2 separate regions of the Homo sapiens genome follow, and region 2 is linked to region 1. The links are chromatin loops, found by intact Hi-C in ENCODE. Cell type or tissue: heart right ventricle. All regions are shown on one strand. Links, peaks and the distances in the headings refer to the core of each region. The heading gives the core; the rest is flanking DNA.

The links. A loop is a pair of places that touch in the nucleus more often than their neighbours do. Peaks named below come from ENCODE experiments on the same cell type or tissue, not always from the same donor. Only the 100,000 strongest peaks of a DNase experiment are listed, where the experiment ranks them.
Region 2: a loop joins it to region 1, with 6 times the contacts of the local background. A loop is called at or near these places in 43 of 110 quality-filtered maps.

What each region holds. Positions count from the first base shown.
Region 1 is chr15:91,698,860-91,714,447 of GRCh38, forward strand. It overlaps the pseudogene TRY-GTA12-1. Among named protein-coding and RNA genes, the nearest start is that of SLCO3A1, 150 kb to the right of the region's middle. RefSeq lists a silencer at 13,591-13,825. In heart right ventricle, for the core only: a CTCF peak has its summit at 7,753 (motif pointing right); a DNase peak (open chromatin) is centred at 7,762; H3K27ac peaks cover 623 bases.
Region 2 is chr15:91,294,295-91,309,882 of GRCh38, forward strand. It overlaps SV2B (synaptic vesicle glycoprotein 2B), which reads left to right. Exons shown (of 13, transcript NM_001323032.3): 13 at 1-8,271. Among named protein-coding and RNA genes, the nearest start is that of CRAT37, 160 kb to the right of the region's middle. In heart right ventricle, for the core only: a CTCF peak has its summit at 8,718 (motif pointing right); DNase peaks (open chromatin) are centred at 8,780 and 10,701; H3K27me3 peaks cover 651 bases.

The DNA of each region.
Region 1 (15,588 bases), core at 4,447-12,446:
CTTTTTTCTCTGCCCTTGCCCATCCCCAGATTTTCTTCTTACTTGAAAGGATTTCCTAGACATAAGCCTATTGGTTGATGGCAATGGTTCAGCTGAGCTTCTACAATGCTCTAGCTCATAGAACATTGAAACCATAGAACATTGATCTGGGGAGGGGAAGCAAAAGATTTTAGGCACTGCTTGCTTCACATAATTCAATCCATTCCCATCTCCAACTGGTGCTGATGGGTGGGTAAAGGCAAGCTGAAATGTCCTGTCCCTCCAAGAAAGAATTAAATATATTTCCTAAGGATGAGAATATATGGATTATTTTGTCTTTAAGTATAGAAAAAGGTAAACAAAGATGAGTATAAGGCAGTTTCATGGCCCTGAGCAGTGCCATGGGGCAAAGTGCTTGCTCTCTTTGGACCCTTCCATTTTGGAAGGAGCTATTTGTCCTCAGCTGAAGTTTGAGAATGACTGGCAGGGAGAGTCCCAGAGCTTCAAGTAGTCACTGAGTTCTTGCCGCAAACCAGGCGCAGTTGTAGCTGGGGTTGGCTATGGAACCACATATCTGAGACATGCGCCTGCTACCTTGTCTCTTTTAAGAACCCACATGCTCCCTAAGTCAGGTTCAAACTACTCATCTCTGTGGCATTGCTTCTAGCAGTGACACGCTCTCCATCTTGGCCCACTAATTAAACATGTTAGGCCAAGGGCAGTGATTTGTGAACACTTTGTTCCAAATAAACCGTCAGTGTGGCCACAGCCCTTTCAACACACACTGTATTTTTTCAGGTCTCTGGACCCTTCCACATTCCCTGCCCTTCTCTCTGTTCTTTCTTTCCTACTTTTGGGGCTGTGGAGTTGTCACAAAGGGAGTGCCTCTTTGCATGCAAGGGATGAGAAGGTCTGCTAGGTTTGTCTTTGCCATCTGCCTCTGCACCATTCTAGCATAACCCCTACCAAGGCCAAAGCAATTAGATGTTCAAACTCTTCCTTTTTAAGCTTTATTACAGAAGTGTTCAAAGCTCTTACATCTTCCCTAGAAAACTGTTAAAACTCTTGTCACATTTCTGGAACTCCTTTCCCGTGGGGACCAGCCTGCCACTGAAATCTCATTCTTTCAAGGCCTGACAGTGCCATATTGGGGTCTGGATGGAATCCAGAATCACAGAGACACTTAAAAATTGGGAAAACTTTCTGGAAATAAAGTTAGCTAAGGGATTTTTGTTCTTTTTAATCTCACTAAATGACATCTCTTGTCACTCAGAAGGAGAACCTGGGAGCTTCTTTGTGCTTACACATCTTCATTAAAAATTGAAACTTGAGAGCCCAGTGAAATTCATTTCTTTTGCCCTCACTTCTCACCTGCAGTCCCAACTATTCATTTGTTCAGATATGTATTAAGCACCTGCTGTATGTCAGGCTCTGTCTTGGGTGCTGGAAGCATGGAGAGGAAAGAGACACTATATCCCTTGGCTGTCCCATCAAAGAGCAGAACACAGTGGGAGGAGTGGCCCCTGGAGCTGTGCAATTGGAAGAACCACGAGACCTTAAGGACCTCACTGACTAGACCTGCACTGCCCAGTATGTAGCCCAGCCCTGGCCACCTGCAGCTATGAGCACTTGAAATGTGACTGATGCAACTGAGGAAATTCATTGGTCATTTTCTTCAATTTCACTTAATTTTAGCTTAAAAGTGAATACTCAATTCCATTACTGGAAAACTTTTACATATGCTTGGAAGAATAAGAATGTGAGTCTTTTTTATAAAGCCTAAATATCATGAAATCTAAGTACAGGTCAAGCATTTCCAAGGCAAATTTAGCATCTTAATCAAGATGTGCTATAAGCATAAAATACACACTGGATTTATAAGACCTAATGTAAAAAGGAAAATGAAAAATGTCCCATTAATAATTTACATATGTATTACATGTTGAAATAATAATACTTTGGATACTTTGGGTCCAATAAATATTTACTAAAATTAATCACTTGGGACTTTACCTTTATAAAAATGTGGCTACTAGAAAATTTAATATTACATATGTGGAACATGTTATATTATTAGTGCCCTAGCAGAAGAAATAGATAAGGAAAATGGAAGTTAATTGTATCAGGATGAGTGTGAGATAGAGAAGTAAGGGACAAATAGGTGGAGCATCTTATATGGGGGATGTATAGAAGCTCACAGGCCTAACAAAGTAGAGAAGAGAGAAAAGAAATGTTCCAGTCATACATGTGCAAAGACACAGAAGCAGACATGAGCCTCCCACATCTGGAACGTAAATGAATTGCAATTTAAAAGAAAGTAAGACTGGTGATAAAAGCAGGGTCAGAAATGGAAGGACCTTGTACACCAAATAAGGGTCCTGAGGTTAATCCTAGAGACAGCGAGGCACCGTCGAGATGCTTTGAGGAAAGGCATGGCATGGTCAGAGCTGCATGTAAAACGCCCTCCCTGGTGGTCGCGTGAAGAATGGGTTAGAGCAGGTGAACTGGAGACTTTCTCTATGTGCACAGGCAGCAAGACAGAAATCCGGGGATCCAGTGTTACCCCCTGAAGGAAGGGATGTTCCATGAAGGAGGAGAGGAAGGAAGGCAGCAATCCAGATTGCTGTTCATGCTATAGGTAGGTGAAGTCAGCCATAAATAGGAATCTTGAGTAAAAGAAGAAATATTAATGTTCATGTAACTTCCTTTTCTGAAAAAGATCTAGTTCCTCTTAGTATAAACCAAACCTGTGAAAACAATCATGTATATTTAGGAAGTCAACACTTAGACAACCAGAGAACCCTGAAAATATGAGTTTCTGACAAACCAAATCAATTAATGTATACCCTATGATATGGAAAAAATGCAATTATGAGAAGAGGAAAAAAAAACTGGCCATATTGTGAAAACCAATTTTCCAGGATTGTGTCCAGCCTCGACATCCTTCTGATCCTGTGTATTTGACTGGTCTGTGTGGTCAGGCCTCGCTTTCATGTTTTTTAACTTGGGACCCTTTGGGCAAATGGCTTTGAATACAAATATTCCAGATCTTCCTTGGGACTGTCTCATTATGCTCTGACTTCATTATTGGCTCTAACCTCATTTCATTACTAATTTACATTTACTTTCCTACTAGGAGGTCAGAGTTTTTTTTTTAAATAAGGAAATGTGAATTGGTATATTTCTGTTTTTCCGTTAAGCACCTACCACTTAGGAATTGTGTGTCATTCTATGCCTCCTAAGGATGGTTGAATGCATCAGAATTCGAAATGTTTAAAATGCCTCAGGCTTCTTAGAAGAATACTGTTCTGGGAGTAAAAAATAGAAATATACGTTAATAAGTATCACAGAAAATGCTCCGAGTTTAATCATCACAAATGGTATTCATTACATGGCAGCAGCATGGACTGGTCTGGGAACAGGAGTCAGGAGGCTGGGTCTCCCAGTCCCACTGTGCATTTGGCCTCTGTGCCAAATGGGCCATTCATTGATCGCCCTGAGCTTGCACTCCGTCGTGTGTGAAATTAAAATAACAATATCTGCCCTCTATACTCCCACAGGGCTGTTGTGATGAGCGGATAAAATTCCTCCGTAAAACCAATGGAGAAGTAGACACTTTCAGCTGTGCATCACTAGACATGGCCAATTTTTGACGGTCATGATGGTGATTATGGTGGTGTATGTCATTGTTGTTTAATCTCTCCAAAGCCAGCACAGACCTCAGCATATGGTCTATTATAGGTGCTCAATAAATATTGTTGAATGGAGCCATCATTTCCCAGGGGGTTCTTTTCATGATTTTTTTTTTTTTTTTAAGAAATCCTTCTTTCCACCATAAGCTTCTTCTTTCATGAATTCTTAAAGCCATCTTCCTTTGTCTCCATAACACCTTAGCCTCTGACTTTTCAGGGCTGGCTTTCTATGCTAATTTTTCTCCCTGCCCCTCTTTGAAAGCTCCCTTGTGGATCTAAGGTTGCCTCCAACTTGATCTCATCTATGTCTTTCTCTGTTTGCCTAGACTTTGCTTCTCATTCCTCCCAGTTTGAGTTCTAGGAAATCCGTGGCCTCCTTCTTTTTTCACACGCCCACAAATGACTTTGAAAATTTTAGTCCTCACTTAAACACTTCTTGCTGCTTTCTCCTGCTTCTTTTTTTCTCCTGTAAATCTTTGCCTCGTTGTCAGTGAAATTCTCTTTTCTTTTTTTATGCAATTCAACCTCCGCATCACTATAATCTTTCTCATCATATGGTTTCTCTGTTGGTTAAACCCACTATTTTGACACAGTTTATAGACCCTTTCCTTCCTCACCTTCAGTGGCTCAGCTTTGATTTAATGCTGGGTTTCACATGGATTGTTTTCTTGGGGGCTAGAACCATTATTGATGCCATGATATTTTATGGTCACAGAGTATTTAGTCTCTAAGAACCTCTACAAGCATAATGAATTTTGGAAAGGGCAAGAGAGATAAGACAGGCCACTATTTTAAATACACAATTGGTGTTTCTACAGGAAACTTGAATGGCATCACAGTCTATTCTCTGAAGTGTTAGTTAGCCCTTTGTCTCACTAGACAGATTGCATTTTAGGACACAGGAGTTTGTATTCTTTCATCTCTTTATTCTACTTATTCACTACTTTGCTCAGCATTATTCCATTGTTCTAGGCCAGTGATGTGAGTGAGCACAGTAAACCAAGGACAAAAAGTGATCATCATAGGAACAGTTAGTTACAATAGTAACTATATTTCTTCAGCCTTCACCAGATAAGCCAGGCACTCTTCTAAACACTTTATGTGTATTAACTTATGTCGTCCTCACAGTGACCCAGTGACACGGGCACAATTATTATCCCAATATTGTATCCTAATATGAGAAGTTGAGACACTGAATTTAAATAACTTGTCCAAGTTACACTGCTAGTGAAACTGCTAGTCCATTGATGAATTTCTACTCATCCTTCAAATTGCAGCTCATTCAATACCTCTTAGGAAGATCTTTAATTACCCCCAAACAGCTTGAGATACACCTTTCTCTATATTTCTATACATGTGCTACTTTGTGCTTCTTTATTATTAGCAGTTACCATATTGCATTATCATTCTTGCTTTATTGCATTGCTCTCTGTAGACTGTGATTATCTCCAGGGCAGCGACTCTTATTGTATAGAAGTTATATTATAGACCTTTATATCCAGAGTAAGTGGATTACCGTGTAGCAGATGCCCAGTAAATGTACAGATGATGAATGAAAACATGAATGAACAAATAAATAGGACCAACCCATGATCTGCCTTTCAACTATTTTAAATCACCTATTCTAATCATAGATGTATCAGGGTTTGATTTTTAAAAACAGAATCAAAATGAGTAATACAGAATGAGAGAATGAGAGATTTACTATTATGAGAATTAGACCTTAAAAAACTGTGAAAACTTATTAAGCAGTCTATGTAAAGCTATTTCTTCTATATTTGAGGTTAGAGCTGAAGTCAACAGTGGAATAAATCAGAAAGAAAAGATGGACACGAAACAGAGGAAGCAAGGACAAACTGGAACCCATGAGAATGAATCTGGACATACTTTTGTTTCCAACCTCAATGATGCAGGTCATACTGGTGCCTTTTACCAGGGAGTTGTATGTATACCTTGGCCAAGATTCAGAGAAGTTGACGAAGGAAATCCTGCACAAGCTGAAGGAGAGGTAGGCTTGGCAGCGGCACTATGCCAAGATCATGAGTGACGACAGTGCCTAATGATATGACTCTTAACTTCCAAAACTGGGACATATTTCTGTCTTGGCCAACCCCAACCAGGGCTCACTGAACAGGGAAGGGAATTCCAGAAAATGTAGTTCTAGCTTAGCCAGGTCGACACTGCACAAAGCCACCACAAGAAATATACTATCAGTAGCCCACCTGAAGTGAGACCTGAGACTCATTTTGAAATTTAAGTTTTCATCTGTTAGTGCCCATCCAAATGAGGAAGAAGAAAATGGAAAAAAGGATCCATAGAATGAAGTCACCAAGATGGGTGTAGTAGATTGTATTATTGGCTCCAATTTCTCATCCCTCTCTGCTTTCACAGCTTTAATGGCCTCATTGTGGGCAGGTTGTATTTTCGTGAGCCTTGACTTTGGGCTTGGCCATGACATTTACATCAGCCAATAACACAGTGAATGGTTTCGAGCCTAGTCCTTAAGAGGATGCACATGTTTCACCCACCTTCTGGCTCTTTTGCCATCTCTGGGAGAACATGCCCAGGATAGCCTGCTGGTCCTAGGAGAAGTATCAGAAGCACGTGGAGCAGAGCCACACCAGCCCTGTTGCAGATCCATGAGCAATGACAATTCATGGTTGTTTTAAGCTCTGTGCTTTGGAGTTGTTTGTTACACAACAATAATTAATATAACTCAAAGCAGACAGAGGAAGGGACTAGTTGGAGGCCTCGCTCTGAACAGCCAAAGCTTAGCATTTGCAGAAGTATCAGTAACAACAGTTCTGTGTCTAAGCCTTTGCAATTGGTTTTTGTGCGATGAGCCATGTGGAGTAGGAAGTGCAGTTCTTGGGGGAATGAAAGTATCTCTGTCGTGGGCCATCTCTAGACACTGGTGACTGCACAGCTGCTGCATAAGCAGCTTCTTCTGATGGCTCCCCATCACCTCCAGGATAAATGTCAAATGCCTCAAAGAACGTGTAAGATTCTTTTATGACCTGGCCTCCTCTTATCTTCAGAGACCTCTCTGTAGCCCCCCCTATTGTTAATCCTCTTTCACACCATAGAGTTCTCCTTGCCTGGAATGTTCTCGCTGTTCTACCTAGCAAGCTACTGCTTGTTCTTCAGAAGCTACCACAGATGTGCCATTTTATCTGCAGATTGCCCACTCTTTAACTACTTCAAGCCCCCTAACCCACCCTTGGGCAGAGTTATGGCTCCTCCAAGTACTGTCTTGGCTGTGTTGCTGCCTCCTCTATTAAATTATGACCTCTTGTAGGCAGGAACTATACCTCCTTCACTGCTACATCCTGTAGCATTTAACCAAGGAGCCTGGCCCTCCCCTGGAAAGGTAAGCAGTAGATCATAGCTATTGAGATTCAGCTGCTAAGATACTTTTCTAGAGGACAAAAGATTTTCTCTACTGAGGCAGATACTGTTATCAGAAAAGGTGACCTACTAGGGTTTTGTTGATAGTCACTGGATGCCAAGGCAGAGATATGGAGTTCTCACTTCTTTTTAGAAAGGAGGTCAGCTGAGAATAAGAGAAGATTCTGAAACTTAAAATATACCTAAAAATCTCAAACATATAAGATGACTAAATTCCTATCTAATGAAAAAATAGCTTAACAGCACCCTATGTTAAATGGGCCACTTAAATAGATGCTGACAAGAAATGTGCTTATCAAGGCTTTCACTTGGTTTCAGATCCTTCTCTTTCAAATATCTATTTTATTCTTTTTCCAGAATTCTGACTCATTTCCCAAACACTGCTCCTTAAGCTTTCAACCCTTAAAAAAGCTGAAGCAATGTTTTTTTCCTTCCTAAATTGACATTAGAGTAGTCAAAGCAACGTTTTGGCAAGAAAGCATTGGGGCCATCTCTTCTTTCAGTTTCGGATTTGGCAGAAGGAAGTGCTGTCTCTCCTTGAGCTTCAGGCTCTTGCCCTTATCTAGGCTTAATCATCTCCCACTTCAAGGGGCAGCCTTACACCATATCCAGAAGTGTCAATTCTCTGAGCTCTCTGAAAGTCACACATCCACTTGGTGTTTGAATAGGCACTACCAACAGAGGGCGCCAGACGGAGACTGTGCGGCTGCAAGAGAGATGAGTAACTTGCTCCTTTGTTTCCTTCCAGCTTGTGACAGTCTCCTTCACCTTGCTATCTTCCCCTCCGCAGCAGCGGTTTCTTCCTGTGGCAACAGCTGAAACTAGTTTTTTCACTATTTGCAAAAAGCAGCTGATTGCTCTCTTCCAGCCCCATAGAGCCCAGCTGCAACCAAGCAACAAGGCCCCTGAAGGATCTGAGTTTCAATTCACAGGATTCCTCCTCGGAGTTTCTACGTTTAAAAAAACTTAAGATCTTCCCTTTGTTCCTCCAACCCTGGAGGAGGTTGCCACTTCTGCTGTTCTGACACCTTGAAACCTTTGTCTTTTTTTTTTACCCTCACTTAACTAGATAACTATTTCATACCCAGATAATAATTCTTTTATTTTTATTCTTTAAGTTCTGGGGTACATGTGCAGAACGTGCAGGTTTGCTACATAGGTATACACATGCCATGGTGTTTTGCTGCACCCATCAACCCGTCACCTACATTAGGTATTTCTCCTAATGCTATTCCTCCCCTAGCTCCCCACCCCTTGACAGGCCCCGGTGTATGATATTCCCCTCCCTGTGTCCGTGTGTTATCATTGTTCAACTCCCACTTATAAGTGAGAACGTGCAGTGTTTGGTTTTCTGTTCCTGTGTTAGTTTGCTGAGAATGATGGTTTCCAGCTTTATCCATGTCCCTGCAAAGGACATGAACTCATCCTTTTTTAGGGCTGCATAGTATTCCATGGTGTATGTTCCAAATCGTGAGTGAACTCCCATTCACAATTGCTACAAAGAGAATAAAATACCTAGGAATACAATTTACAAGGGATCTGAAGGACCTCTTCGAGGGGAACTACAAACCAGTACCCAGGAAATAAGAGAGGACACAAACAAATGGAAAAACATTCCATGCTCATGGATAGGAAGAATCAATATCGTGAAAATGGCCATACTGCCCAAAGTAATTTACAGATTCAATGTTACCCCCTTCAAGCTACCATTGACTTTTTTCACAGAATTAGATATAATTCTTGATGTTAAATTCTCTCTGTTAAAATAACTGGTGTGCTTTTTGTCTCCTTATTATACGCTGACTGACACAGGTTGAAGTCTGAAAATATTTCAGCTGCCTGTTGTCTCCACTATAGGGCTTCATAGGGTACCAATGTCCTTGTTAGGATGCTCTGACTGGCAGGACCCCTGGGCTTTCCTGCAGAGCCCTGCATCACTCCTCTTGTAGTGTTTTCATACTCCTCACCCAGTGTCTTAGCTCAAACTGCTACAGAAATATATCATGGCCTGGATGATTTAAACAACAGAAATGTATTTCTCACACTTCTGGAGGCTGGTACTACAAGATTTGGTTTCTTGAGAGGTGAGAGCTCACTTCCTCAAGACTTCCTTACTGTATCCTCACATGGTAGAGAGAAAAAGAGCCAGCAAACTCTCTTTTATCTCTTCTTATAAGAACACTGATTCCATCATGGAGTTTCCACCCTTATGACCCCATCTAAACCTAATTATCTCCCAAAGGCCCCATTTCCAAACAGCATCGCACTGAGAGTTGGGGCTTCAACATAGGGGGTGGTGCATAATTCAGCCCATAGCACTCAGTCACCACTCAGCCCCGATTCTGCCTCTGGAAGTTCCATGCTCAAGTACCCAACACCTGCCCTTGTATCATAGTTCACAGCCTAGGCTTCTGCTCTGGTCTTCCTCAAGATTTTCCAAACCCCTAAGCCTATGTTAACTATATTAACAACTGGTTCTCGTAGGGGGAAAAGTTCTGTTTTGAAGCTTTTCCAAATTTCTGTGGTGTGTTAATACTCCTACCTTGGTCAATTTCACTGAAGACAGAATTGGGTAGAGATGCGCAGTAGCAGTATAATATATTTATATATTGTAAGATATATTCATTACATACGTTATATATTAGTTATATATATTATATATTAGTTATATATAATATATATTAGTTTTGCCTTATAGTTAAAATAGACGTACGGAATCTCAAGAGCACAGATAATGGAAAAATATAGTAAAATAACTAAAAATGGTGAGTTTTGAGTATTTTTCTCTATTTTTACTAATTTATTTAATTGCATGTTTATTTACTTTGAGTTTTAATGGTTTTGTTTAACAACCAGATCACAGAATTTATAAAAAATAACAACTGGCTCTTACCAGCCAATAAAAGCAAGTTCACCTAGACCACTGGTCAGAGCTGCACCCACAAAGTGTCCCCATTCCCTTGTGTATCTGTGGAACTCTGGGTCTACACAGAGCAAACACAATGTGAAAAACACATCCCTGGGGTCCAGTGAATCCAGGTTATTATTCTACTTCATCCCGTCACCACAGCCACACATCTCAGAAGTCAGTCAGTGATCTCAGGGAGCAGCCGTAAGGTATCCAATTGCAGATGCTCCAGAACTCCAGGAATACCAGCCTCTTGCTATTAGAAGGTGATACAGGGCATCCCTTCTTGCTTTGCCCAGAAGTACCTGCGTTTTCCTTTTGTGAAAAGTCATCAGCTGACTTGAGCAAGAAAATAGAGCAGAAGACAAATTAAAGAGAGGTAGGAGCAGGGGACGATTTAAAGTGGTGGAATTTTCTACTCTTGGCAGAGCAGAAGCCCAGGCTGGGAACTATAGTGTAAGGGTGGGTCCTGGGGACTTGAGCATGGAACTTCCACAGGCAGAATGGGGGCTGGAGGGGTGACTGGGTGCTTTGGGCTGAACTGTGCCCATCTGCCCCAAATTCATATGGAATTTGAACCCCTCAGTGCAATGGAACTTGGAAATTGGGCCTTTGGGAGGTAAGTAGGTTTAGATGACATCAAGGGTAGAAGCTCCATGATGGGTCCTAGACATTGGTCAACCTTGAAGAAGACCTACCAACTTTTTTACTGCAGAACTGTACATTTCCCACAAATCTTGCAAAGATCAACTTATCTTTTCAGCAAAGCGTGGTCTCCCAAACTCCCCTGAGGTCTTGACCCTCTCAGGGACTCAAAACCAGGAATCGGAGTTCAGGTTCAAGTGCATTTCTCTCCTCAGGACCCACTAATATCTCTATCGCCCTCACTTACCATTCCTCGTTCCAATCCTTTCCACTTAATAGTTCAGAGGCACCTGCATTTCCCTTAAGGCTGGGAATTTTGGAAATGAAAGCAAAGCAAACTTTCTGCCTGCCTTCCCCGAATCAATAGACAGACCTTACCTGTTGAAGAGCAAAGGAGGGAAACTCAAAGAACAAAGGCAGTTAATATTTGTGATGGTTTCTATAAATCTCAAATATTATAAATATTAACTCTTATGATTGTAATGTGAAATCTTGTTGAAATTATTGGTGCACTTATAATGAAAGCCTTTGCATTGGGCTCCCCACTACATCAAATGTCTTACCTGAAATATTTACATATACTTGTTCTATCTCAGGGATCTCTAAGGTCAAAATCAAAGTGGCTTGATTAAAATCATCAGAGGCGTTTGAACCAGAGTGACTCCATCTTAAACGGGGCCTGGGTAAAATGAGGCTGAGACCTGCTGGGCTGCATTCTTAGGAGGTTAGACATTCTTAGTCACAGGATGGGATAGGAGGTCAGCACAAGATACAGGTCACAAACACCCCGCTGATAAAACAGGATGCAGTAAAGAAGCCAGTCAAAACCCACAAAAACCAAGATGATGATGAAAGTGACCTCTGTTGGTCCTCACTGTTCATTATATGCTAATTACAATGCATCAGCATGCTAAAAGACACTCCCACCAGGGCCATTACAGCTTACAAATGCCATGGCACTGTCTGGAAGTGACCCTATATGGTCTAAAAAAGGGAGGAACCTTCAGTTCTGGAAACTCCTCACCCCTTTCTCTGAAAACTTATGAATAATCTACTCCTTGTTTAGCATATAATCAAGAAATAATCATAAGTGTACTCAGTCAAGCAGTCTTTGCCACTCCTCTGCCTATGGAGTAGCCATTCTTTTACCTCTTCTCTAATAAACTTGCTTTCACTATATTCTGTGGACTTGATCTGAATTCTTTCTTGCATAAGATCCAAGAACCTTCTCCTGGGGTCTAGATTGGGACCGCTTTTCAGTAACAAAATCACAAAATGGAAAAATGTTGGCCAGACTTAATACTTGAATAATAAGGTGTCAAGTTATAACCTTGAATTAATTCCAGAAACAAATTAGTTCCCGACAGTCATTTAAAATGTCAAATTTGTCTTGCTAATTTGCAGACAAATTAGCAAGTCAGTTCAGGTCTGTTAACAGTTAACATTTTTAAATATTTGCCACATGCTTAGCACTGGACTAAGTGCCAGTTACCCAGAGAAGCAGTCACTATTTTACACCCATTTTACAGATGAGTATATGAAGGCACCTAATTTAACTTGCTGAGGGTCACAGTTAGTAACGGCAGAGATGGGAATTGAACCCATCCAGTCTGGGTTTACAGCCTCTTCACTTAACCGTTGTGCAACACTGACTCCTTTAGTCTACGCCACTTAACCCTGACTGCCAAGAATTTTCTAGAGTCTGAAAGCTTCAATAAAAAAAGCTTGAGACTCTCCCTGCCTCTACTCTCTTTTCCCCTCTCCATACCTGTTTTTACTCCTGAGTTCACACAGCCTATTTGATTTTGAAGGTTCAGTCTTCAACTCAGAAAACAATGAAAGTGCTGCCATCTACTTAATGACCCCTTCAAATCTCTTGTGACCCACGATCTCACACATGAAAGAGTCTATGCCGGATGCTTGAGTTTTCCCAAAATAATACCAAGGGCTAATGTCCATGGGGTGCCTCCCATGTCCTCGGATGTGTCATATTTTCAACATATGGTAGTCAGTAGCATCATTTACCACATTACCAACTTTCACTCTCACAACTACACTGAGATATAGGTGTCATTATCGTCACATTTACCCACGAGGAAACTGAGGCTCAGTAAAGCTTAATTGCCCTGTAAATGTCTCACAGCTAGTAAATGATGCAGCTGAGATTTGAACTCTTGATGATGCCAGGCTCTGCCATAGCCAGCTCCTCACTGTAGTGCTCGGCCTCTTGGAGTAATGATGGAGAGAGTCCCCAGGCACACATTGCGTGAATTACACTTAACTACTGGAGAGCCTTATTATGCGTTTTCATCTTCTTAGTGCTTTCTAATTAAAAAGGAGGGGAGTGGTGATCTTTTTGCTCTCTAAGTTCTGTTTCCTCTGAGTGGAAAGCAGAGGGCCCCCTGTGACAGACTTTGCGGAATAGACCTCATTGTATCGAATCAGCTGTTTAAGTGCAGAGTTTTCCTCTGTCCCTTTTTACTGGAGAAAGTTAATTAACATCATAGCCACTAACCACTTACCTATGCTTAGTCTTGATTATGAAGAATATGGGAATGTAGTTAGTCGCCTGAAAGTCTAAAAGTGTGCTCCTATTGTAAAAGGCTTTAATTAATAGGAGTAATAACAATATTAATAATATAATACTCCTTAACATCAACTGGGTGCTTGCAAAGAGCCAGGTACTCTGCTAAGTGTTTTTTTTTATTTAATCCTCCCAAGAACTTTAATTTGAAGCAGACACTATTATTTTTCTCTTTATATGGACCATAAAGAGTCCAAAGTGAAGGTTACTGTGAAAATGAGAGATCTGAGACAAAAACCCAGGGTGCACAACTTGAGGGCCGGCAATGAGCCTCGATGTTGCCATAGCATCCGTGTCTGAGGCAATAGGGATAATAAATCATTTCCTTTTCTATTGTGCCAAAATACTCCTTTACTCATGCAGAACTCAAAGTCACGAACTCTAAGAAATTGAAAAAAGACACGGCCATAAACTGAAGTTACTGACCATTTGACTGTAACTAAGGAGACCTTTTCCAGACCCTTGAGTTTGGGTAAATGGTAGCTAAGCCCAAAGCAAGTCACATTCATCTTCCCAGCAGGTGCCCCTCTGACTGAGACTTAGGCAAGGCAAGGGTTGGTGGCCTTGAGCGGCCGAGTGCAAAGCTGGCTGAGTGGTACAAATGATCAGCTCTTCCAGATAAGGCTGGTCCTGCACGGTACAGATCCTCCAGGACCGATGCTCAGGTGGGGTGGGAGGTGGAAATTAGACAAGCAATTGGAATCAGGAGGCTCCTGCTGAACGCTGATATTTACGGGCACACTCAGGCCCCTGGCTGTCTCCTCTACCTTTCCCCAAACCCCTTCTTTTTGTCCTTGTATTCATGATTTCACAAACTGTTTTCTTTCCCCAGAATATTTGTGCATGACCATTAAATACCCTTCTCCAACTCCTGAGACCCTTTTAGCCTCAGCTTTAAAACTCATTTTTTTTCATGGAAACCTTTCCTGACCCCCAGATGAGGTTAGAATCCAGTGTTCCTGTACCAAGGAATTCTCCTTTATTTCACAGTGCATAGGGCAACTGTGAATATTTATTTGTGGATTTTTGATTGAATGTCTGCTGTCAGTGCTTGATTGTAAATCCTATGTCTTATTCTATCTCTAGCCTGGCACGGTGCTGGGCACCTGATGGGCCCTCATAAATATTGATGGTATTTGTGTCCCAGGGCTGTGCTAACAAAGTACCCAAAATGGGGTGGCTTAACACAGCTGAAACTTATTGTCTCATGTTCTGGGGGCTGGAAGTCTGAGATCAAGGTGTTGGCAGGGCCATGCTCCCTCTGATAGGTCTAGAAGAGAATCCTCTCTTGCCTCTTCTACCACTGGCCTTTGCTGGCAATCCGTGGTGTTTCTTGGCTTGCGCATCACTCCAGCCACATGGCTAGCTCCTCCCTGTGTGTCTTTACACCATCTTCTCTCTGTTCATGTCTGTCTCTGTGTCTAAATTTCCCCCTTATATAAGATGTTTTAGTCACATTTGCATTACTATAAAGAGTACCCGAGGCTGGGTAATTTATAAAGAAAAAAAGGCTTATTTGGCTCATGGTTCTGCAGGCTGTATAAGCATGGCAGCAGCATGTTCTTCTGGTGAGGGTCTCAGGAAGCTTTTGGTCATGTCAGAGGTGATGGGGAAGCAGGGATGTCACATGGCAAGAGAAGGAGCAAGAAGGAGAGGAGGAGGTGCCACGCTCCTTTAAACAACCAATTCTCATGTGAAATAACTAAGTGAGAACTCAGTCATTACATACAGGATAGCCCGAAGCCATTCATGAGGAATCTGCCCCCATGACCTAAACACCACTCACTAAGCCCACCTACAACATCGGAGGTCACATTTCAACATAAGATTTGGAAGAAACAAATATCTAAGCCATATCATAAAGACAACAGTCATATCAGATTAAGGTTCACCCTAATGGCTTCATTTTAACTTGATTGCCTCTGTAAAGAATTTGTTTCCAAATAAGGTCATATTCACAGGTACTGGATGTTAGGACTTCACATATCTTTTGGGGAGGGGACATAAAATAACCCGTTACAAATTATTAAACTAATAAACATGTTTGGACATACCTCTTAACCTTTCTCTGCTATAGTTTTTCTCATTTGCAACATGATCATAATACCTGTTTCAATCCCACATAGATTTCTGAGATGGAAGAAGTTAATGGCAATAGCATATAACATTCTTCTGCCCACCAGTAAATTTGATTTGACTGACCAACATGTTTTTGAATATTTTAAGTATAGTTAGACCAAATTATAGGTGATATCAGAATAAGTTCCAAACAGCTGGAGAGCAGAAGTTATATAATACACAGAGTCGAGAATGTCTACACCCAAATCAGGCATGTGGCATGACAAGTGCAGTTACTGTTGGGGTAATGAAAG
Region 2 (15,588 bases), core at 3,747-11,746, 410 kb before region 1:
TTATGACACCTTTCCACCGTCGATTTGAGATCAGTTTTAATGGTTAAAATGTTTACTCTCCTTCTGTCAACCCTCACCTTTTTATTTACACCCCTCCCTTTTTTTCTGTACAGGGAGAGAAGACATATTGACTCTGACTGGACACCCTGATTCCTCCAAATATATATACCACTGTGTATTAATCTTTCTCTCAGTGTTTTATAGGAGTACTAACATTTATTGCTCTGTCAATAATGAAAGGCTCGATGTAATATAGCTGTAATTTACTTTCCATATGAATACAGTGGCTAGGTTCATAAAAGAGAATTGTGTGAGTCTGGGATTACCACATCTAAAACATTATTCTTTAATGGGATAATACAATTCATTGAGCAGCTACCACTTAAAAAACTTGCAGGACAGTTAGAGCCTGCATTTCTAGTTAAGATGGATCTTGTAAATTTAAAATTGGATTAACATTGGAGTGCTGGGGTGGCTGCAATAATTTGGGGGCTAACTCCATTTGGTTTCCAAGATCTCACTTCTGCATTATCTTTATGGCTCTTTAAACCAGCCACCTAGCCAATCAAGGGCAATTCCCATCTCATCCATCACTCAGGTCTTTGTAAAGGGTGCAGCCAAGCTCTGCAGACTTTTGCAGGATTGTCTAGCCTGAGTACCGGGCTACTTCTTAAATGCCGTCACTCCTGCTGAGATAAATGCGTCTTTAAAAATAGTCTCTGTGGCAGGTCACTGGGGGACAATGTACAGCATTCTGGCCATCCACTTCTTTTTCACTTCATGTTCTACCCCAAGAGACTCCCGATGTCGGCTGTGGAGGGTTAAAGGGATGAGGCTTTCCTTTGTTTAGCAAATCTGTTCACAGTTCTTGATGATGTATTTTATGATGCCCAGCTTGGAAATAGTTGCTTTCCATAGTCTCAACTGTATTGTGTCATCTCCTGATGCTGATTTTTGATCTTTTGTTTTATTAAAAATAATTAGTGAAAGAGGTGTGCCTATCTGTGAAGTTTGTAGTACATCATCCTGAGGTCATGTAACAAGTAAACCCCAACCCAGCGTTCCCTCCTACGTTGTGTTAGTTCATTAAAACTAAATAATAAAAATAACTGTAAGAAAACCTTAAGGACTGGGGTTAGAGATTATTTTCAGGCACTAAGGTCTCTTCTGTATTCCAAAATTGATTGAATCAGCTGGGAGAAACATTGAGAATCGCTTCCTTCAACTTTTATTTTGCAACATGGGGACCTTGAGAGGTTAAACGATGTGGCCCAGATTACATGTAATGTGAGGAGTGGGCGAGAAGGCCTAAGGTGATGCTCTCATGACAGTTCTGGGGAAGCCTGCAGTTTGGGGAATGGGACAATGTGACAAATACTCGCCATTCCCTGAGACCATTCATTGACTATTCCCTTGATGGCTTTACTATAATGAGAGGAAGCATCAGTTTAAACATAAAAAGATTAGTATTTATCCATCCATTTATTCATTCAGCAAATCCTTATTGAGCCCTGACCATGGGCCAGTCTCTCTGCCAAGCCCTGGGGACACAGTGATGAAAAAACTGGCCACAGTTTCTGCTTCCTGCCTCATTCCACTTGCAGTGAGCGGATATTAAATTGGCCATAAACACCGAGTACGATGACCTTACAATCCGCAAACTGCACCTTTCATGTGTAAAAGGATTGCTACTACTTTACTTGTCAGCTGTGGATTTCCAAATGTGGTGGCTCCCTCTTATTTTTTTTTCTTTGAGGAGTGTACCAATTTTTTATCTTTATAAACCAGGTAAGGGAAATGATGCCCTTGCCCATTTTCTACAGACCTAATCGATTTTTACCTAATCAGTTTTACAGAAAGGGTTACATGGAAGAAGAGATAGGGGCCAGGAATGCAAGAGGGACATTGGTGAGTGGGGTAAGAATCCCCGTAGCCCTGGGAAAGGTGTCTCCACTTCCACATCTGGCTTTTCTAGGGGGCATCTGTGCTAACTGACCTGGGATTATGTTGGATGGCATATGACTGCAAATTCAAAGAAACCAATTTATAATAAGTTTATAGTAAGTTAAAGGTTTGTTTTACTCTCATGTGAAGGGAATCTGGAGGAAGGAAAGCCAGGGCTGGAGTGGCTGCCTTTGATCATGGGAGCACACTCCTTCTGCCCGATCATTGGGAGCACACTCCTTCTGCCTGATCGTTGGGAGCACACTCCTGCCTGATCATGGGCGCACGTTCCTTCTGCCTGATCGTTGGGAGCACACTCCTTCTGCCTGATCATGGGAGCACACTCCTTCTGCCTGATCATTGGGAGCACGCTCCTTCTGCCTGATCGTTGGGAGCACACTCTTTCTGCCTGATCGTTGGGAGCACACCCCTTCTGCCTGATCATTGGGAGCACACTCCTTCTGCCTGATCATGGGCACACGCTCCTTCTGCCCGATCATGGGCACACGCTCCTTCTGCCCGATCGTTGGGAGCACACTCCTTCTGCCCAATCATTGGGCTCACGCTCCTTCTGCCCGATCGCTGGGCTCACGCTCCTTCTGCCCGATCTTGGGCGCACGCTCCTTCTGCCCGATCGTTGGGCGCACGCTCCTTCTGCCCGATCGTTGGGCGCATGCTCCTTCTGCCCGATCGTTGGGAGCACGCTCATTCTGCCCGATTGTTGGGAGCACGCTCCTTCTGCCCGATCGTTGGGCGCACGCTCCTTCTGCCCGATCGTTGGGCGCACGCTTCTTCTGCCTGATCGTTGGGCGCACGCTCCTTCTGCCTGATCGTTGGGCGCACGCTCCTTCTGCCTGATCGTTGGGAGCACGCTCCTTCTGCCTGATTGTTGGAAGCACGCTCCTTCTGCCTTCAGACTCCTTGATTTTTAGTGCAGTTTCCATCACTGAGGCTGCCTCATGGGCTGAGATGGCTGTTGAAGCACTGAACCTCACATCCACAATTCAGGCAGGAAGCAGAAGGAAGGGCAATGGGCAAAGGGGCTGTGCCTTGCAGCCGATCCAGCCTCCCTTTGCTGCAGAGGAGGCAGGGAAATGCGGTATTTACTGGGAACATTGCTGCCCCTCCTCCAAATTGAGGGTCTTGGCTCGAAGGACAAAAGCCAGAAAGGATAGGTGGATTAGTGCTTCTTAAACTTTTGCGTGCATCAGAATCACCCAGAAAGATGTTAAAACTCACTCTTCAAGGCCCCATCCCCAGAGATTCGGATTCTGGGGATTTGGAATCTGGGGTGGGGTCTGAAGAATCTGCATTTTTTAACAAACTCCCAGGTGACATAGATGGCATCAATTCTCAAGCCATATTTTGAGTAGCACTGACACTCTTCCAATAGGTGGTACTTTGACTTGTCAGGGAAGTTCTATTGCTCTGATAACTTAAAACCAACCCAACCAGAAGCTCACAAAAACTAGCAGCCTGTGAAAAATGATCACCATTTTCCTAGAGCTCCGAGACAACTAGTGGTAGTGCAACAGTAACCCAAAAATGTCAATGAAAATATTTCCTTCCCCAGAAACTGCTTGGTTTCACTCAGGTCCTGTCCTTATGGGCCTGTGTCTGGTTGCAGGGCTTGAAGTATTTCGGAAGCTCAGCAGAGGTTGAACCCTTTCCCCTGGGGGTTGGTGATCTTTGTTTTGGCCATTTCCACCTGGTGAAGATTTTCATAGACAAATATGCTTGTGGCATCCTGTAATTCATTGTGCCTTATGATGGACCTCTGATTCTATAAGCTTCCCCCTAGCTAGGGATGCACGGGGGTGATCAAGACATGACTAGATGTGAACCTGACCTGCAGACAGTCCACCTGAACGTGCCTGGAAATGTCTCCCGAAAAGGATGAAAAGCCTCCTCCTTTAGACAAGGAAGACAGAGTGGAGCAAATTTCTCTACATAGATCTCATTCGAAAACAAATTTACAGAATGCAGAATGGCTACTGTGTGTCTTGTGCTATGCTAGGTCTCTCTCTCTCTAAGTGGACTCTGACCCTGTCCAAAACATTGTGCTTTTGCATGTAGCTGTGTCGCATTTAGGCCCAGCTCTAAGAACCGTTTGGAAATAAATCACATAGAGCCTTTGATTGTGAGGCAGGCTTAAAGTACATTTTGTTTGATTTGCAGAGGCATGGTGAGGAATTTATATGCATGGCTGTTGTGGCAGCAGCGAGATTTCCAAAAAGATGAATGATGAAATGAAACAGACTGAAGCTATCTCACAAATGTTAAATGGAGAAATAAAAGTTGTTATAGTCATTGCTAATTACAGAATGAGCAAGAGATTTATTTAGCAGGACCATACTATGCCCCCTGGAAGGTTCAGTTTATGAGCTGGAGCACAAGGATTTACTGTCATTTCACCTGAAAACACACATTTAGCTGTCCATTTACCTTTAATCCTACAGGCTTAAAATACTTTAAAATTTCAGAGACCATTAATATGTATTCCTTTAGAAAGCAAAGGTCTTTCAGAAGCTGTCCTCTACCAAAGTTAATGTGGTCACCACATTTGATGATTTTGCTAGGTAGGGAGGTTTATTTAATCACAGCTACTGTCACTCAGGAGGATGAGCCATTTAAAAATGGTGGCCCTGTCCTCCACTTCTTACCTACCATATATAATCTCAGTAATTCAGATTTCTCTAAATCAGCATTAGTGATCATTTCAATAGGGTATGAACAAAAGGCCTATAAAAATAGCTTTCCAATTCGCCACCAAAAATGCAAAAATGACAAGTAAGTGAGGTAACGCATGAGCTAAATAGCTTGATTTAGTCACTCTAAAATGTGGGTGTGTATATATACATACATATATATACACACACACATTATGTTATACACCATAAATATATAGAAGTTTTACTTGTCAATTAAAACTATAAATAAAGTGGCTTTCCAGAAAAATTAGATATTGGACTCTATCACAAAGGAATTGCATAAAAATACTTACAAACATAACTATAAGCAATTGATGAGCAAATTACAAATGACTGTTTTTTATTAAAACATTCCTCCAAAAGAACGGCAAAGCAAATCCCATAGACACCCAAAATACTAAAAGTGACAAAACAATACTTCTTTAAAAATGTATTTTATGATCTATTTATTGATATTCTAATGGTTTTAAGAAGGATAATTTTCCAAAACCTAAATGCTACACATTTTACAGTGGCAATATCAACCTTATCATGAGCTAAAGATTTGCAATCAGAACATTGGTAGAGTGCATTGCTGAGTTATAACAAGTGTCTCAGGACGAGGATATTTGGTAGGTATCCTTAAATATATAGATGCTTACCAGTAGGTTTAATAGAAGATTTCTGAAAGGTAGCGCAAGTTTTTATTTCATTATTTTTATTTTTATTTTTTTGAGACAGAGTCTCACTCTGTCATCTAGGCTGGAGTGCAGTGGTGCAATCTTGGCTTGCTGCAATCTCCACCTCCCAGGTTCAAGCGATTCTCCCACCTCAGCCTCCCGAGTAGCTGGGATTACAGGCATGCGCCACCATGCCTGGCTAATTTTTGTATTTTTAGTAGAGACGGGGTTTCGCCATGTTGGCCAGGCTCGTCTCGAACTCCTGGCCTCAAGTGATCTGCCCGCCTCAGCCTCCCAAAGTGCTGGGATTACAAATGTGAGCTACTATGCCTGGTCCCAACTTCTTAAAATTAAATTTTGGGGAAGTTCATGGAGATATTTTTGACATGTAAAAGTAGAAAACAAACCATCCATAGTGTGTGCATATATACACACAAGGTTTGGTTTAATATACTTGCTGTGCACTAGTCAGTTTTGATTCAGGTTACATAAGGGATAAAATATAGAAAGACATTTTAAAGTTTGAAATATGTGCTAAGTAGTTAGAGATTTGGCAGTTTTGCCACATTTCAAATGGGCCAAACATTAAAATAACTTATCCATGAATTTCAGGTTTCAAGGAAGGAGGAATATCTGACTATTTTTTTTTGTGTGTGAGATTTGGTCTCAGCTTTTTGGTCCATCTGAATCCTGGAAGTCCCCAACTCTACCAGACCAAAAGGGTGTCTCTATTTTTTGTTGTTACTTCTCTGTTCTTGATGTAATGAGTTAAGTAGATGAAAGAGATTAAGGTGCAGGGAAGGGCTCTTAAAAGTTTAATGTTTCAGCTTTCCATAGTCATTCATACTTGTGAATCTTCTTCCTCTTCTACTTCAAAGTAGCCAAAACTTGGAAAGTTCAAATTAATCTTTGGGCTCCAAAGAGCAATTCTGAAGGATTAACAGGTTTCATTCTCTCCAGTGGGAGGTGGCCTAGACAGGTGCCGGTTTTGGGGAGAGGTGAGAGTACCCAGATGTGGGTGACTATTTCCTGTTCTTCCCTGAAAGTCAGGCCAGTGGTCTCGAATCATTCCCACAGCAACTGCTACAAAAGTGACTATCTTAATCCTTTGGCTAGATGGGATACCTCTTCTACCTTTTCAGAGGTGAGCTGTTGAGTAGTAATGTCCGCTACAACACCACGCTCCCGGAATGGTGGTTCCTAAGAGCAAAGTCAGTTAATACAATTTCTCCAGGTATCCAGCTATCTCCAGGTGTGCGGTCCTGTGAAGCACTCTAAGAACTGTAAAAAATATTTCATAGGTATAGAAGGCATTTGTAATACTGTTGGTTCAAATGTGCTGACATGTAGCCAGTGGAGGAAGATGTTTCTTTGGAAGCCTGCCATCTTTCTGTAACGCACCTTCAACCTGAGATAATTAAGAGTCATTACGTTTCCCAGTCCCATGTCACATTGACCAGTCCTGTGGTCCTATGGCTAAGCGGAGGACACGGCCACAAGCTGTGAGTCATGAAAAGGAGGGTGCAGGTGATAGGCAAAGGGACCCATTAGCCAGTTTACAATGACTGGCAACTGACCAGATAGAGCTTACCGTATGTCCATGTAGAGTTGCTCATATTAGTCTGTAAATAATTCTATGCATAGTGAATGCAGCTTCTGAATTATTAAACTGATGCTATAAATGTGAACTGACAAAACCCACTTTTGGTCTCTCTTCATATTTTTCGTGGTTTCATTTATCTCTCCCTTCAGATGTTTTTCCATCTGACTGTCACTGGATAGTGGAATTGCTCTGATTACCGATGCCTTTTTTGTTCTTTGGTATATTAAAATAGTAGTAACAGTTGATCTGGTGATTGGTGAATACAGTTTAATCTTTAATACCTTGTGATCCAGATATTTAACAAACACACATGAAATTTACTGAATGACAAGAACTGTGATAAAGACTTTTAAAGCCTATCCCCTTTAACCTTCATAATAACCTAATGAGTAAGTGTTATTTTCTTCCCTTTAGAAGTGGGGAAACTGGAACACAGGAAAGTCACTTGTCAAAGGCCAAATAGCTACAGACTGAGTATTCCTTATCCCAAATGTTTGGGACCAGAAGTGTTCTGGATTTCCGGTTTTAAAAGATTTTGGGATATTGGCATTATACCTACCAGCTGAGCATCCCAAGTCTGCACATTTGATATCTAAAATACTCCAGTGAGCTTTTCCTTGGAGTACACGTTGGCGCTCAAAAAGTTTTCAATTTGGGAGCATTTCGGATTTTTGACTTTTGGATTTGGATTTGGAATGCTCAACCTGTTTTCAGAGTCAGAGCCAAGTTCTGAATGCTCATCACCTGGCATATAGTATGGTATAATCACCCCACCAAACCTCTTCCAAAAGAAGCCAGGGTCATCTGCTGCAGATGTTTCTGGGCCACTAGGCCAATATTAACCAAATTATTATAGACACCATCTTAATGTAGAGGATCCCACAAGACTGTGACCTAATAAAACCCTCATTTTCCCTATGCATTGTGACTAACACAGTATTTGATACGTAGTAGGTCTCAATAGATGATGAATAGACCGATGAATGAGCACATGAGTTGAATGGTGAGGAGCAAGTGAAGTGTCATATGTAAAAGAGTTAATTCTCAGATTGATTCAAATGCGGACTTAACACTGCAGCTGTAACTCTGGGTCCGGGTCTTGGTGGCTCCTGCTTTGCTGAGCTTTAAAACTTTAGTAACCTGATGATGGAGAGATCTGGGGGGTGCAGAGGAGGGACCTGGTTCTGGAGTGGTGATGCTGGTTGTCAGAGGGCTGAGGGTGGTGGCCTTTTGCTAACTGGTATGGAAGCATTTCGGTATTTTAACAAGTATGAAAGTAGCTATGTGAATTTGCCAAATAGAAATCTTGGAGGCCAGGTGCAGTGGTTCACACCTGTAATCCCAGCATTTTGGGAAGCCAAGGCAGGTGGATCACTTGAGGTCAGGAGTTCGAGACCAGTCTGGCCAACATCGTGAAACCCCATCTCTTCTAAAAATACAAAACTTAGCTGGGTGTGGTGGCACATGCCTGTGATCCCAGCTACTTGGGAGGCTAGGGCAGGAGCATCTCTTGAACCTGGGAGGTGGAGGTTGCAGTGAGCTGAGATGGTATGTGAGTCTTGGTTGGACACAAGAAAATGCACTCCAGCCTGGGTGACACAGTGAGACTCTGTCTCAAAAAAAAAAAAAAAAAGAAAGAAACTTTAGAAGCCACAAGAGGTCAGCTCCAGTGCAATATCCTCACCTGATGATGTTTTCCAAGCTCCTACCAAGGCTGCTGAGACACATCAGTAATTGAAAAACTTTGTGGAGTTCGGTTTCGTTTCAACCAGGTATACTTTTTTGCTTTATTCCCATATCAACACTAGAGGGCAGTAGCTACCTTGACGATGTAAACCAGGCTTCTCCAAGGTTGGTGAGCCCTCTCTCCCGCCTTTGCCAAGGGGAATGAACGGCTTTTGCGAAGCATGAGTATTGCCCCTCTGTTGTTTACGATGGGTCTGAATGTGGAGATGATTCCAGAAGGCATTTGCTGGAGGGCCTGGGATATCCTTTAACCGTTGATAATATGCTCTTATCTGAAAGATGGAAACTTTCCCATCAACTTTAGAGGAATTGTGGATTCAGCAATCATTTATTAAACATGGGGATGGGGACACCCTTCACCATCTTAGCAGACGACTGGCTTTTAACCCATGCTTATTTAATTAGGACTTCACCATTTACTGTTGCTAGTTAATTTTATATAGGCAAAAACCTCTTGGTGTCCCCTGGGAATCTGTAAGGACAATGTGCTAGGAATGAGAATTCAGAAGGGAGTGTTGGTTTGTGTATTCACAAGGTGTCTACTCAAAGATTGAACTCTTCCATACGTGGGGTGAAAGTTCCTGGCATTAACTATATTAAATAGTCACTGTCCTAGCTGAGCTCAGGGGAGCAGATGTTTTCAGCACAGGATACATGCAAAGGCAGTAAAATGTACTAGGAGAAGTTCGGTTTGGAAGCCCTGAAGTTCTTGACTCCATCCTTCACTTCTGAGATCTAGGGAAAGGCTGTGAGAGCCTGTGCTGGTTGCTTAACCTCATTTTCCTTATCTTTAAAACAGAAGCGGCAGACACAATGGCTGTAGGGTCTCTCCAAGTTTTGATTTCTACAGTAAGAACAATATCACTTGGGAATGCATATAAAGCAAGACACAGAAATAGAGTTTCCTGTATGTGAGTCTTGGTTGGTCACAAGAAAGGGAGTGCGTGCCCTGTGAGCTCTGTTTCGTTTGGAGATACTTGACAGGGTGCACCGTGCTTTGATTACTCCTCGCCAGTGCTTTCCACAGAGGGAGCGAGAGGCAGGTGATCTGCCAGTGTAATATGAAAGGCAATCTAGGCTCAAGGCTAGCTTAAAGGGAAAAGGAAAAGGAGGTATCCACAGGGAAAATGGGGTTAGTTTTATATTCAAATCTCACCTGAGATGCCAACAAAGTAATGACAGAAAACTGCATGTAGCTACATCAGTGGAGGCTAAAAGAAGATAATCAGAGATACTAGGAAGCAACCTACTGCAGGAGGAGAGAGAGGGGGGAGGGAGGGAGAGAGAGAAAGGGGAGAGAGACAGAGAAAGAGATGAAGAGAGAGAGGGAAGGAAGGACAGAGAGAAAAAAAGAGGGAGAGAGAGAAAAAGACAGAGAAAGAGATGAAGAGAGAGAGGGAAGGAAGGACAGAGAGAAAAAAAGAGGGAGAGAGAGAGAAAAAGAGAAAGTAGAGAGAGAGGGAGAGAAAGAGGAAGGGAGAAAGAGAGATGGAGAGAGAGAGAAAAAGTGAGAGAAAGAAGGAGAGAGGGAGGGAGAAGAAGGGAGAGGGAGAGAAAAAGAGAGGGAGAGAGAGAAAAGAGAAAGGGAGAAAGAGAGGGAAGGAGAGAGAGAAAAAGAGGGAGGAGGAAGGACGGGGGAGAGGCGGAGAGGAGAGAAGGAGAGAGGGAGAGAGAGAGGGGGGGATAGGGGGAGACGGGGACACTGGGAGAGGGGAGAGGAAAAGAGATAGGGAGATTGACTCATGGTTGGAAGGTCCTGGGTTTAAATCCTGGCTCCACATGGGTAAGCGTGGGCAGGTGAGGGAGCTCCCTGAGCCTCTTTTTTTCTCACCTGTTGTTCATAAACGTGAGTTGCCTCTCCTGTCCTTCTTTTTCCTTGAATCTACAGTTCTAAGGAAAAAAAAGTGTTTCATGTTTCATGCATTCAATAAAACTTTTTCCCCTGGAGCTGAATAAGTAGAAAAGGCACCAGAAAGCGTAGCGAAAGAACGAGGATACTCTAAGTCTGGCTTGAAGGGACTGGACCATTTCCAGAGTGTTCCACAGCCAAACATGAGCACACAGAGAAAGCAGACCAGAAAAGACAGACAAATGACGGACCTGGAAATTATCTTCATGTGAGTCCTGGTGTGTTTCCTGAAATGGACCTTCCTGGCATTTGTTTGCATGACAGAATTCTTTTTCGCTGGAGTGGAAGAGACACCAAATAGCAATGGTGATGATGTGGAAGGATCACCTTCACGTGACCTTGTGGGGGGTAGTTATATCAATGTGGTGAACCAGGGCAGGTAGAAGAACATGGAAAAAACACATGCAAATGTTTGTCACTCCTTGTGAACTTTCAGAAATAACCAGGTGAAACTCCTAATGGAATTAGAAATCCTTTATGAATAGCCAGGGAAAAACACTAGGAAGCACAGGTGATTCCTGTAAGTGAGACCTAGTTTCTAGGAGACCACACGCTACGTAAAGAATGAAGGCAATTGGAATTTCTTCCATGGAATAGAGATGTAGGGAGACTGAGTGAAGTTTAGCAGAAATGATGCCTCTTTCAAAATTTTGTTTTTCAGGTCTCATTGAGTCTGAGTTAATACGTGAGACACCAATAGGCTGGTTTAGAATTACATGTCTTCATGATTTCATCTTTATGTATTTACTTTTTGGGGTTGCCTCATATTAAAGAACTTCAACTTCATCATTTTGTTAAAGAAACTTCAGCAAGCAAAAACATAGACTATCCACTAATCTTGCATAAAAAATCAATATTGCATTTGCATCGACTTCTCAGATCTAATTTACACTGCATATAGAGTATCCCCCAGTGAAGCTTAGCCCAAAGGAAAGAAGGTAAAGAGAAGAGGAAGAGAATGACTTAGATGAGGAGGACAGAAGAACGCAGAAGGGGAGGAGGCCGGGTCACGGATCAAGGCCAGGTCAGAAGGGGACAGCTGGTGGTACACACAGAAGCAAGAGGAAGGTCATCATCCGAAATTCTAGGACTGCAGAAGGAGGGTGTGTTTAGAGATTCTGATTTCTCCAACGGGGGAAGCAGAAAAAGTCCAGAATCTTAAATAATGGGCTTGGGTCAGCCTCATGCATTCCATCAGGTCAGAGGGAGACAGGGTGTGTGCCTGAGGATCCAGGCAGAGTTTCAGGTGGTATAAATCAAGCCCAGTTGATAGTAGTTGGAGAAGATTCTAGAGAAGGAAATAGGAAATTGCATTCCTGGGTCAGAAACGGGCAGTCAGGTCTTTACTACTATACCCTCAAGAAATGACTGTGAATTCCAGGACGGCGTCTTCCTATGCTCTGCCCTACCCATTACTTACTCTCCTGCAGGGTATTAGATACTTCCTGTGCACCACCCCATGTGCTCTTGGCTTTGCCTCTTATTTAAATGGCTGCAGCTGTGGCAGTCAATCTACACAGGCTTTGACAAGCTTCCTGCAGCGTGGGCCTCACGGATTTTTGACACACAGCATGGCACGCCCAAAGACGTGCTCAATACTCACAAATGCTCAGCTGTGAAGTGGAGGGGAGCTTATGTCTCTTGGGGGACCCCTGGACCAATGAGGGGCAGGAGCTGATCAATAAATGCCTTCCTTCCCTTTCTTACTCCGGAGACTTGGCTGTGACTTCTCAGGTGATTCCATGAGATGTAAGTGGCCCCAGAGTGAGGGCCCATTGGAGAATGCAAATGCATCCTGGTATCGGCTTTCTTTGCTTCCTGCTCTCTCTGTCCTCAGCCCTGCTGCCTGGAATCACCCTTTCAAAGAAACTTACTCTCACATAAGCCTCTATCTCAGGCTCTACTCTGGGTAACCCAGGCTAGAAAAACAGACCAAGAGAGTGAGAAGGAGATGGAGATGTCTTCCTTGGAGGGCTTCTTGAATTCAGCAAGTCGGGGCAGGAAACAGGGGCTTCTCAGAACACATGGTGAGACTTCCCCATCCTTTGCTTTGGAGGGTGGTGAGTACCTGGGGCAGGTACTTCTCTGGCTAATGATACTCCTTTTATAGGAGACATTTTTTCTGCTCTTCAGAGATCATTTCACATAAAAGTCAGACTTTGGGATTTAAAGTCCTACTCTCTTTTCTAGACCAATGACTCCCTATTTCTCCATGGCTTCATTTTAAGACCCAGTGTGCACATTTGCCCACTGACTTGGTCTCCTGCCCCTGAATGTGGATCTATTCTTTAATATCCCCCTGAAATCAGTCTCCTGCGAGCTGGCTGCCCCAAGCCAGGTGTGGCCTGACTGATGCAAATACAGGGGAATTCTTGCCTCTGGTAGTTTGAGATTCAGTTCTTGGTCAGTTAATGGGGACCCGGATTATAGAATGTCTTTGCTTTCAGGAAATTCAATGACTGTGTTGGAAGCACTAATTACCTGCCTTAAAAACCAACATTATTAGCCAAGAATAATTATTACTGCAAGGAAAAGGAAAACAATCAGGAAGGAACACATCTTTAAGGCCACTTTAAATTTCAACTCACCTTCTAGCGGAGGGGGAAAGGTGCAAATCCTTATTCTCCTGTCTATTAAAAAGAAAGTCTTCAACTGTAAGCAATCTGCCACTGAATCCCATTTATATTTTTTTACCTTTGGTGTGAATAGCAATTAGATGTAGTGACAAAAACACAACATGTGGAGGTTCATACAACTTTGGTATTTGTTATTTTAAGTTCTTTTTCAGGATATAAACGATTGGAGTTTGAGTGAAGTTATGGTTGGTGGGTGAAGCATGTGAAGTTTGTGTGTGTGTGTGTGTGTGTGTGTGGTGGGGGGTAGCATAGAGAGGCTTCATGGTTACTATGGCTACACCACACAACGCCCCTGGCAACTTGAACAGGGTGTAAGGGCAACAAGCAGGGGGAGTTGGAAAAGCATACAAATGAAATCAGAGGGGTTTACAAAATCCCAAACTGGAAGACTGTATTTCCTTAAATACCTCTACCATCTGGGCACATTCTCTTTTAAGATTCTGTACTCCAGATGCATTTTTGTCAAACAAAGCAGAGTTATCTTTAGTAATATAAAATTAAGGGAGCAATGGCTGAGTGTAACAATTCTAAAGAAACCTTGGGATCGGCCATACAGTGATGCCTGATTTAGCTGGCATTGTTGGGTCTCGGTGCTACATAGATAAAATAACCCCTGTAATGGGAGCTACCTTGTTGAACTAGGATGGATGGGTGGGTCCGTGGGAAGATTCTCTTTATCATTCTCCTTTAATCTGCCTCCAACGCTGCACCTGCCACATCTCTTCTAGGTCTGCCTTGGCCCTGAAGCCCACCAGACTCTGTGGGGAGATAAAAGGAAGGAGGTGAGGATGGAGGGTGACGTTGACGACTCTAATTCTTTCTGATTTGCACTCTCCTCTCTCCTTCCACACAGGCCTAGCTCTTGGGTAATCGGATGGAGGAGAGGATGAAAGCAAGTGAAACTTCCTCCTACCTTCAGGCCACAACAGCCAGATAATCTCTTGCTTGTGTGACATACAGTTTGTGGTTAATTCACTGCTTACCCCTCTTTGTCTATTGCTCCATCCTTTTTTCAACTCAACAGAGACTTCTGTTTTTCTCTGTTTTTAAAAACTTAATTTTAAAAAGTTTTGTGGAGGTAAAATCCACATAACATAAAATGAACCATGTGAAAGGACAGGTTGAATATTCCCTTGTTTGAAACACTTGGGACAAGAAGTGTTTCAGATTTTGGATGTTTTTGGATTTTAGAACATTTGTATGTATACAATGAGATACCTTGGGGATGCGACCCAAGTCTAAACATGGGATTAATTTATATTTAATATACACCCTATACGCATAGCCTAAATGTAATTTTACATAATACTTTAAACAATTTTATGCAGAAAATTAAGTTTGTGGTAAGTACTTTACGTGCAGAGTTTTCCACCTCTGGTGTCAAGGTAGCACTCAAAAAGCTTCAGATTTTGGAGCATTTCAGATTTTGAATTTTTGAATTAGGGATGCTCACCCTGCATAGACTTCACTTGCGTTTGGTACATTCTCTGTGTTGCACAATAATCATCTCTATTTCATTCCAAAACATTTTTACCACCTCAAAAGGAAACCTGATACCACTGAGCCATCACTCCCCACTTCCCCCCTCCTCCGCCCCTGCCAACTACCAAAACTTTTAATTGTAGTATAAAATACATGCAGAACAATGCACAGGTCATATGTGTGCAGCTCAATGACTTTCCACAGGTGGTCACACCCGGGGTCCCCTGAGCTCAGATCAAGATGGAATCTTAACAGCTCCTCCTGTGGCCCCTCTCACTTCTAACCCGACTACCAGAGAAGCCACTATCCTAATCATGGATTGTGTGTGTGTTTTTGAGCTTTCAACACATGGGCTCCAACCTTATGTTCTCCTTTGAATCTGGCTTCATATCTTCATCAGTATGTTTGTGTGGTTGTGGTTTGCTTATTCTCTTCATATCTTCATCAATATGTATGTAGGATTGTGTTTTGCTTATTCTCATTACTGTATTGTATTTCCTTGGGCAAATTTACTCCAATTCGTTTGCTGGGTGAATATACTTCACTTTACTTATCCATTCTATTGTTTTGTGGTGCCTAGTTTCCCTCTTTAGGACGGCAGGACAAATTCCCCTGCTGTCTCAGCGGAGGAGAGCTGCTTGCCCAGGGTCACACTCCTTTGCTGGGCAGCCCACATCCAGTGCTGATTGACATTGGGGCATGAAGGTCTAGCCCCATCACCCTAACTTGGGACAACTAGGAAGCGCTATCCCAGATTCAGAGCTCTCCCGTGGGGTCAGCTGAGGCCATGATGACCTGCATTGCAGCCCACCCAACTTCTCTCTGCCCAATTCTACTCTCTTCCCTCCCTCCACGGGTGAGGATTCTGAGAGTTCTTTAATTAATGTCCTTCACGTGA